Linked DNA regions of Homo sapiens: region 1 is linked to region 2. The links are chromatin loops, found by intact Hi-C in ENCODE. Cell type or tissue: A673. All regions are shown on one strand. Each heading gives the region's core, and the rest is flanking DNA. Links, peaks and the distances in the headings are about the cores only. Region 1 has its middle 260 kb from the start of HACE1. Region 2 has its middle 210 kb from the start of HACE1.

What was found. Peaks named below come from ENCODE experiments on the same cell type or tissue, not always from the same donor. Only the 100,000 strongest peaks of a DNase experiment are listed, where the experiment ranks them.
Region 1: it touches region 2 in a loop (4-fold over the local background); 1 of 110 quality-filtered maps calls a loop at or near these places.

What each region holds. Positions count from the first base shown.
Region 1 is chr6:104,594,870-104,600,254 of GRCh38, forward strand. No RefSeq gene overlaps it. Among named protein-coding and RNA genes, the nearest start is that of HACE1, 260 kb to the right of the region's middle. RefSeq lists an enhancer at 2,237-3,957. In A673, for the core only: no CTCF peak of the experiment used is centred there; a DNase peak (open chromatin) is centred at 2,722.
Region 2 is chr6:104,644,099-104,649,483 of GRCh38, forward strand. No RefSeq gene overlaps it. Among named protein-coding and RNA genes, the nearest start is that of HACE1, 210 kb to the right of the region's middle. In A673, for the core only: no CTCF peak of the experiment used is centred there; no DNase peak of the experiment used is centred there.

The DNA of each region.
Region 1 (5,385 bases), core at 210-5,209, 49 kb before region 2:
TCCAGGATAATCTTCCTATCTCAAGATCCTTAACTGAATCACATCTGCAAAGCCCCTTTTGCCATGTAAAATAATATATTCAAAGCCAGGTGCGGTGGCTCACACCTGTAATCCTAGCACTTTGAGAGGCTGAGGTGGGAGGATCACTTGAGCTCAGGAGTTCGAGGCTAGCCTTGACAACATGGCAAAACATCATCTCTACAAAAAATACAGGGAAGAAAAAAAAAAAACAGTTAGCCAGGCATTGTGGTGTGCATCTGCAGGCCCAGCTATTTGGTGGGCTGAGGCAGTTGGATCACTTCAGCCCAAGAGGTCAAGGCAGCAGTGAGCCAAGATCATGCCACTGCACTCCAGCCTGGGTGACAAAGTGAGACCCTGTCTCAAAACCAACACAAAAATTCAGGAGTTCTGGGGATTAGGACATTAATATTTTGGGGGGGACCATTATTCTCTCTACCACTATCTTTCTATAAGTGGATCCCCATAGCTTGCTGGGGGAAGGATCTTCTTTTTCTAAGGTGGTAACTTATTACTAATCATAAAGATAGCCAAAGGAATCTAGATCTCAGGGAGCATTCCTAGAATGTCTCTTATATATTCACTGCATTTGGTGATCTCATCCAGTTTCATAGTCTTAAATACCATGTATATGGCAAGGATTCCAAAAATACCTCTCCAGATCAAACTCATCTATCCAGACGCCTACTGAATACACCCACTTGGATATCTAATAGGCAAGTCTGACTCAACATGTCTAAAATTGAGCTCCTGATTGCCCCTCTCCCAAGCCTACTTCTCTCAGTCTTCCCCACATCCCTTAATAGAAACACTATCTCTACAATTGTTCAGGCCAAAAACCTTGGAATTATCCTTGACTCCTTTCTTACTTTCATATCCTTCATCCAATCCATCAGCAAATCCTGTCAGCCCTCCATTTAAAACGTATCCAGAATCCTGTATCTCCTCATTTCCACCACACCACCACACTGGTCCAAGCCACTATCACTTCTTTTCTGGAGTTTTGCAGTAGCCTATGAACTGGTCATCTTCCTTTCACTCTTTCCCCCTATGGTAGCAGCCAGCCTGGTCTTATAAAACATGATGCTGTGGGGCCTCACCCAGATTCCTCCTTTCAGGACTGAGGCACTCGCTACCCCAGCAGCCAAAAACATTGGCTGCCAATGGCTTACATTTGAATCCCCTTCTGGGAATTGTCCTCATTCAAAGGGAGCTGCCTTCTGAAGTTTATGCCCTTTTCTAAAGTGTAAACAATGACTGGTCAATGTGATGATACAAAAGCTCCATCCCTTTGCCTCGATTTGGGACAACTCTGGAGGACCCTGCCACTTCCAGGATTCCCTGTGGATCAGTGGAAGCCTCTGTTGCAGCAGCATTCCATTTCAGCTTCTCCCTGCTCTCTCCATCCTGTGCTCTCACCCCCTCAGAGGTGTTGCTCCTGAGAACATTCCCAAAATAAATCCACTGCCTGCAACAATACATCTCAGAGTCTGTTTCTAGGAGAACTCAACTGAAGACACTGAAATAAAATCATGTTATTCCTCTGGTCAAAACTCTCCAATGACTCTCCATTTCAAATAAAAGCTCATGTCCTCACAGTGTCCTAAAGGTCCTAAAGTGAAGCCACCCCTTTTGTCTCATCTCTTGCACTCTTGCCCCAACCTCAATGGACACTTCTTCCCTTAGCTGCTCCCTCTTTCTTGAATGCTCTTCCCCGACATATCCACACAATTTACTCACCTCTCAGTCTTGGCTCAAATGCTGTTTTCCCAAAGAAGCCTTTCCTGACCCTCCTATGGCATTAGAACTGCCATACCCCATAATCTACGTTGTTTTTCTGCATACCACTTACTGTCTAATACACAATATAGTACACTTATTTACTATGTTTATTATCTTTCTCATCTCACTATGAGAATTTTCTTTTTGTCTCTTTTATCCTCCCTACTTAGAGGAGTGCCTGGAACATGGTCTTCAAAATACTTGATAAATGAATGAATGAATGAGTGCTGACTGTGTGTCAGGAACCTCCCTGGGAACATTTGTGTATAATATCTCATATAACAGTCACAACAACTCCAGGAGAGGAATATTATAATATCCATTTTCCGACTGAGAAAACAGAGACTCAGATAATCACATGAGATTATCACATAGGTAAGGAGGGATAGAGCCCGGGTGTGAACCCCTGTTGGTCCAACTCAAAGCCATATTCTCACAGAGACTCCCCTATTTCAGCTAAACTACTCTCTTTCCAAACAAATCTAATCTAAACTAGGAAAACAAGTCTAAACAAGGGGTGAAGATTGAGTGGCACAGAAATCATGATCTTCATCATTTTATGAAATGTACATGTGTTCACTATTACTGTAGATGCTCTACAAGACGAGTTTACAAGTTCTAGCTTTGTAGTAACTAAGGATCTATCTGCCCAAAAGGAACATATTAACATGTAGGTAACTACTTGCACACACAGAGACCTTACCAAAAGCTAATTGCATTGTCAGTAGTATTTGGACCAGTAGGGGGGCGGGCAAGGGGTGTACGTGTTGATAGAAAACAAAAGTCTGGGTTTTATATCTGAGTTAATGGAAGAAAATAATTCACTGTCTTCCACTTAGCAAAAGAAAGCTTTGTAACGGAAGTGGGATTATAAGAGCTTTCTGAACTCCACAGAGGAGGAAATTTGGCAAGTTGACACTATGGTCTTATTCAGTGCTCAACACCCACTAACTTCAGAGAGAGCTTCTAGCCTGGATCAGCCAGGCAGGATGCAATGCAAATGGGAAATGAACCTGACCCCACCACAAAAGCCTTTAGCTTCACACACATGTGAGGCTGATGGAATTCACTGCCATAAAAGGAAGGTGAGAACACTCTAAATTGGCTTTTACCTTCTAAGGATGTTCACACACAAAGCATGCATTGTAGCCACTAATGAAAGACATGTGTTAGAGTAGTTACACATTGCAACTCATAGAAAACTAATGACATGAAACAGCCACGGTGCCTCTATGCTGACCCCTGTAACACCTCAAGACCAACTTGTAACAAGCAGAGCTAAGCCAATTTATCACTGAATTATGCGTCATTTAATAAAGACGGGTGTGACTCAACCTGCCATGCGGGAATGCTAAAAGCTTAAGGAAATGGCCACCAAAACTCCCCCTTTTCCTTTTCCAAAGCTCATCTTTAACCCTTCAGTAAATGATGGACTGATTGAAGCAAAAGTCTAAACTTTATAAACTATCACTAAAAAAATCTTAGGGTAGTCTGACCAGGGTTCTTGGGGTTATTTACTTGAAAATTACTACTCTTGCAGGATTAACTCCTGTTTCTATAGCTCAATGGAGTGTGAATGAAGTGAAAATGGAGGGGTTCTCTTTTTTGAACCACCATCAGCATCCTGAAATTGTAGTTCAAAGTATGCTTTCAGAAGCCAAAAGCCAAGTGATGATTTTACCAGTGTCATTTACAGTCGTCATCAAAACATATTTTAATTTAAATAAAAATTAATCCTAGGGGCTTTTAGGTTCTACCAATAGTTTTACATTTCCGAGGGGAAAAAAATCCTTATAATTTCATCATTGTCATAGAAACAGAAAAATCAACACATTACAGAAAAACGTTTCATGAGGGCTGAGAATAAGGACATCCATATCGAGTTACACACTTAGAGATAATTGATTTAGCAAAAATTCAGCTGGAATCATATAAATTATAGCAATTTCCACCATTGGTCCTATAGAAAAGCTTTTTAGTAATAACCAGAGGACATAGTTAGATATTCTCTAGAAAGTAAAGAAACTTCTCAAAATCTTTCCTTATTTTATTTCCCTTCTCGGGATTATATTCTTTTTATGATAACAAATTTGTACCACTGTAGAAGCATTTTAGTCCCTTGAAATTTTATAAAACTTTTTTTCTTGATGGTGCACCAAGAATCATGTTTCTCTTTAAATGAACAAAAAAAGTAGATGAAGTCAAAATGCATTTTATTATTAAGTTCAGCAACCATAGATTATGTTGAAGACTGAAGCACTTGCAATGCTCCTTCATCTGGGAAGACATTCTATTAAAAATTTGCCCATTATGCTTTTGTATTTCATTCCTTCTTTTCCTTCCACCAAGGTAATGAAAGCATCAAGAGTCCCTGAAATATTGTATAAAGAAAAATCGAAAAGAACATTTACAGCCCAGAAAACTGCTACTAATCATTAGGGGCTTGTCGCCATCTTTTTATTAACCTTTATTTTTCTTGAACTATTTTATTATTTAAGAAGATTCAGACCATGAAAAACATCTGACAAAAGAGACAGACACTGTTCTAAGCACTTCAAGTGTATTAACTCAATTTGTACTCACAACAGTTTTGTGATAAAGGTCCTGTTATTATCCCCATTTGAGAGCTGAAGAAACCAAGGCACAGAGCTATGTAGTAATTTACCCAAGGCCAATAGCTCTAAGTGGTGGAGGCCAGATTCAAATCAGGGCCGTCATACTCCAGAACCCATGCACTTACCCATGCCGAACTGTTTCAAGAAAGGCAGTGAGGAAAACCTGAAGCTTTCATTTTAATAATAAACCAAAAAGAAATTCTTCAGTCTCTGTGCACTTGATTAAGCTCCCAAAAGGTGAGATTACACATTTCAGTGTATTTCTCTCAAGTGATATAATGTCGGTCCTAAATTCATTTCAGAATTTTGTACAAAATGTGAAGTATTCTTTTTCTAGGGTAAAGGTGGTTTATTTCCATTAAGAAGAAAAAATAATAATAATGAGAAGAGTCAGGATAAGAAATGCAATATTTCTGCTTCATTATTTTCAAGGCTGACTATCATGTTTCAAAATTACCACATCAGAGAGTCTCAAATACAGTTGGTTTTGACTATCTTCATCCCAACCATATTTGGGAGGTAAGCAAGATACAAATTAGAAGGCAGCAAGAAAAAAACAGGGCACATTGTTTTACAAAACTGGAGTGAATGTTAAGCTAATCATTCTAAAATTCTAATATCTACCTTTTTATATTTTAAAAAAAGCAGCAAAAAAGTAAAAGAAAACAGGGAAAAAAATCTGGCAACTGTAAGGGTCCTTTCTCTTCACTCTGCTTTAGTCCATATGATTCATCCCAATTGTTTCCTTTCCATTTCTGGATGTTTGACCGCAAGGCAGCTTTAGTTTTCATTTGTCATTATTTGAAATAATTTTACACATCTTTTAAGCATTTTGATTGCTTAAATAGAAAATTTGAAATCAATATCTCCAGAGACACTTGAGAAATCCAAAGGGGAAAAAAAGTCTAAAACTGATTTCTAAAAATGAGTTTTTATAGAAAATTCCAGAGTACAATAACTAAGTAGAGTC
Region 2 (5,385 bases), core at 310-5,309:
CCTTCCACCTCCACCAACTGCCCCCATGTTTTTCTTTTCATTAGTTCCTATTCTGATTGTTCCAACTCTTTTTCATATTGCTCAGACCTCAGTGCTGTCTCCCACCTAACTTGCAGTGATTAGCTCATTTTACTGCCACTAACAGGCTTTCATTTTCCATTCTCTCCTCCCCAAAATCTCTTTATGTCTTCATACATTCTCTTCTCCTTCCCCAGTTGTGGGTCCTTCCTGTTCCAGACTAACCTTGAGAAGCTTTTCTTTTATTCCATCTTCCACTCTGCCTATTCCCTGCCATCCTACAAAGGTGATCAGGACTTCTCCTTTCCCTTTCTGACAAACCACCTAACAGCTATTTGGATCAAGTCCAAGTCCCAAATTCATTTGCCTACCGAGGCCAGGGAGGTCATGCAAGTGAGAGAAGTGAACTGGGTTTAAAGGATAACTTCCGGGCATGGAGACTGTGTGATGAGTGGGGAGAAAGGATGTCATTCCTAAGGTGGACAACTAATTCCCTCTGGTGCCAAGAGGGTACAAAGTCCTAGTGTTGTCAGATCTCCCAGTTTTTCAAGAGAAATCAGAAATTATGTTTTACATAAAACCTCCCAATTTGTAAATGTTGATAACTAATTTTTTAAAAATCTTTGAACACTCTGTGGACCTCAATCAAAGCACATCTCTGAGGCCCGTGGTCAACCTGTCCGTTGCCGCTGCCTACCCTTGCTACCTCCGTGTCCTCAGAGTCCTACTCCTTACTTGCTTTGGAGTCCAGCTTCCAATCACACCCCCATACTGAAACCCACTGCAACCCTCTCTGGCTCCTTCTCAGTCCTTACCATCCCCAAATTGCCATAGCATTTCACATCAGTGACTGACACTCCTAAAAGTCCCCTCTCTTGGTTTCCATGACATGGTGTTTTCCTGTTTGTCTTCTTCCCTTGGAAAATGAACTCCACAGGGGAAACTTTTCAGAGGACAATGTTGTTTAAGATAAGCATCAACTGTACTTTGCCTGCAAAGGAAGAGATGTGGCAGTGTTTCTGATCCTTGGATGCACAATAAAATCATCTGGGAAGGGGGTTGGGTTTTAATTGGTCTGAGCTATATCCCAGCCTCAGGATTTTTTAAAAGCCCCTCGGGTGACTCTTAACATGCAGCAAAGTTGAGCACCACTGGTGTAGATGGTGGCTAAGTGACCACTCAAAATTGATGAGTTCCACCTAATGCAAATTGCTGCTTTCCAGGTCTGCCAGCCAGGGCAGCTCCACTGACATATTCAACGGTATTGTTGAGTGCTCTGATGTATCCTTGCCATGGGACTACAGGAAGGCAAGGGAACTGGCCAAGCCAGCACAGGTTGCTGAACTTCCTCTCTCAGATTGTATCTTGGATCATTTAAATAAACTTTTCCATGAAAGTAAAGTGTTTATTTCGCTGTAGTATAACGTGAAAACTTTCTACCACCAAGACTTTTCTTATGGCTTCTAAATGGAAACCTTGCAAATCAGTTTCCTATCTCCCTAACTCTGCATACCCTACGAACTTTACTTCTGTGTGTCCAACTGCCCTCAATTTTCCATTACTGTATAATAATGTTTTCATTCTCCCACTCATTAAAGTGGGAAATCCTGACACAATCCTTGACTCCTCCCTCTAGTTTCTCCTTTACAGATAATACTGGGTCTTCGCTCTCACACTCTTTCTGCCATCTGCCTGTGCCTTCCTATGTCCACTACCACCTTCCAACTTAAGACATTGCTGCTCCATGCCTAGCCCATGGCAGTGGTCCTCAGCAATCTCCCTGCTCCCAGCCTCTTCCTCAATCAGTTCATTGTGCTCTGTGATTGTGTGTCTTCCTTCTTACAAACCTTTCTTGCACCCTGCAGGAATAGACTTAGAGACCTACAGCCTGAGTCTGCTGAGGTACCTCACTCCATCACCCAGTGTCTCCATTAAAGACTCAGGGATGTGCTGAGCTTGTTTTGCAATAGTTTCTTGCACCTGGTAAGCAGGTGGGGCTAGAGCCAGAGTCTTCTGAACAGTCAGGCAGGTGGCCAGGAGGCTATAAAATCCCCTGAGAATGCAAGGGTAAGCTTCTACCTCCTGGCCGAATTCTCACCCACAGAAGTAGACACTGCTGCTGTTGAATCTACTTCTGTGAGTGAGAATTCAGCCAGGAGAATCCAAAGTGCTCTTCGTATGAACTTTGGGAGACCCATGCCTCCACCTGGGCAACACACCAAACAGTCTCCAGCTTTCATAGCTATCATCGGCCCTCTGTACCCAAGATGCAGAACCTACAGATCCAACCAACCATGGATCAAACATAATAATTTTTTTAAATTAAAAATAATACCCATTTTAAACTACAGTATAACATCTATGTACATAGTATTTACATTGTATTAGGTATTATACGTAATTTAGAGATGATTTGAAGTATATGAGAGAATGTTGGTAGGTTATATGCAAATACTATGCCATTTTATGCAAGGGACTTGTACAACTGTGGATTTTGGAGTCTGCAGGGGTCCTAGAACCAATCCCCCGTGGATACTGAGGGAGAACTATACTTCCAGATGGATATGTTTGTGGATCCTTTGCCTCTGAAGGACTTTTTATCATCTCGTCACATCTGCTGTCCTCTTTCTATATGGTACAACACTCTCCCAAAGTGACGGCCCCATAGATCTGCAGTACCCAACAATTAAGACCCATACTCCTTTGGGTTGGCATTCCAGGCCTTTCCAGTTTGGCTTCATAAGTCCTTCTGGCCTTGTCTCCCTCTATACCTGTATACCTACCTGATATGGTTTGGCTGTGTCCCCACCTAAATTTCATTTTGAATTCTAGCTCCTATAATTCCCATGTGTCATGGGAGGGACCTGGTGAGAGGTAACTGAATCATGAGGACAGGTCTTTCTCATGCTGTTCTCATGATAGTGATTAAGTCTCACAAGATCTAACGGTTTTACAAAGGGAAGTTCCCCTACACAAGCTCTCATGCCTACCACCATGTAAGATGTGCCTTTGCTTCTCCTTTGCCTTCCACCATGTGAGGCCTCCCCAGCCATGTGGAACTGTGAGTCCATTAAACCTCTTTCCTTTATAAATTGCCCAGTCTCCAGTATGTCTTTATTAGCAGCATGAGAACAGACTAATACACTACCATATGCTCTAATCCTAATGGGCTGCTTGCAACATTTATTAAGACCAAGAAGAATCTGAATCACTGAGATACCCCATCCAAAAAAAAAGAGTATGGCTTTTCTTATTTTCCACTTATTGAATTATAAAAACACAACATTTCTGAAGCTAGAACTCCAGTATGATGTACAATGTTGGAAGCTTTAAGGAAAATTATTCCTGTTGAGTTGAATAAGCCTGCCCATTTCTTACTTTAACATTATGATTATAATTTTACATAACACTTCATAGCACTTGACAAAGTGCTTTGCTTATATTAGCTCTTTAATCCATACAACAATCCTGTGAACATTTGCAAATTAGGAAATTGACACCCAAGGATATTATTTTGACTTTCCCAAGGTCACACACATCATACAGTAAAAACTAAATCTCTTTCAACTCTTTTGCACAAATACAGATGGTTTTCAGTCCCAGATCTTCTGATTTTGAAACCCCATTAACATTTTACTAACCAGTCATGCTTTATTTACTAATGTAAACCTCCACATTGTTCACCAAAACTCACAATGAAAATTAATAAAATAAACTACCCATCTTTGAGGATTTCAGTGCAAAAGCTATGCTTCCTTGGTGATATCATTCTCTTTTAGAGCTATAATAAGGGGCATATGCCTCTCTGTAGATCAGTGTTATTATAAACTTGATATACCAAGACTATTTGAAGACGGAGAAATGAAAGCTTGTAAAAGGCACTGGAACTGAACAAAAATGATAGTAATGAAAAGGTAGGAAGACAAACAGCATTTCAGCAATTACAATGTTCTGCACAGAAAGCTGTCCTACATCAAACATTGGCCTCTTTATGTTGTCATGCAAAAATCTAACTGCACTATTTACCTTCTATAATGCTGAAGAGAGGACCAAAAAAGCCAAGCGTTGTTTCTTTATTATTGTCATTTGCCATGGATTCCAACACTAGAAGGAAGAAGTAGAGATTATAAAGCCATAAGTATCTGCTCTGTTCTGATATTGGTAAGGATAAAGTGTGTCCAGATGGAATGTGGGGCTCGGTCAGCTGCAGTGAATGAAGGAGGCATAGGTGGAACTCTCAGGACCCCTCTCATGGCACACTTCTGGGAGGGCTCAAACAGCTCAATTTAAAAGTAGTCAAATTTGAAAACCTTTCACAGAAAATATGTACTCACTTTTTAAAAGGAACACTTCCCAAGGCTTTCACTCAGCTATAAGAATTTAACCCAAAAAGGAAATACACAGACACAGACACACACACACACACACACACACAGACTCACACACAGAATAACAATAGTTGAGACTGAGAAGAGCAGCAGAGGGGGCTAATAGTCAAAGAAGAGTTGAAAAAGATTTAATTTTTACTGTATTCTTTTGTACATTCAGGGTTTTTGTCCAATAAATGTGCATTACATATTCAAGAAGTCAATAAATACGAATTGCAGTTTTTTTAACCTATGCTTCAAATATGCATACCCTGTAACCCAGATATTTCTCTTTTAAATGTATGTACAAATAAATGCCAACAAGTTTATATAAGGATATTTGGTGCAGTAATGTCTGTAATACAAAAGATTAGATGGGATCTAATTTCTCTCCAATAGGAGAATGGTTCGATAAATTCTAGCACATCCATTCAATGTAAAACTCTGCAACCATGATAAAGAATACTATAGCCACAAACAAAATACTCAGCAAAATAAACTGTTTTACAAAAAAATTAGAATATATATACAGTATGTTACCACTTTTTGCAAAATGTGTACGTGCTTAGATGGATGGATGGATAGATAGATAGATAGATAGATAGATAGACAGACAGATAGATAGCTATAGATAGATAGGCAGGAAGACAGACAAGAAAATGTATATTTATCTACTTAGAGATATTCCAGAAGACAAAGGAAACTAGTAACAGTGGTTTAGTTGGATTTCTGAGAAACTGGTAATTTTGCGTAAGACAAAAATTTACTTTTTATTATATACCCTTTTTAATTTTAGTTTTTTTAATCTTGGTTCATATTAATTTTTTAATTCTAGAAAGATTTTTTTAGGCCAGGTATGGTGGCTTATATATGTAATCTCAACACTTTGGGAGGTTGAGGCAGAAGGATAACTGGAAGCCAGGAGTCTGAGACCAGCCTGGGCAATATAGTGAGACCCCATCTCCACAATAAAGTAAAATAAAAATTAGTCAGGCATGGT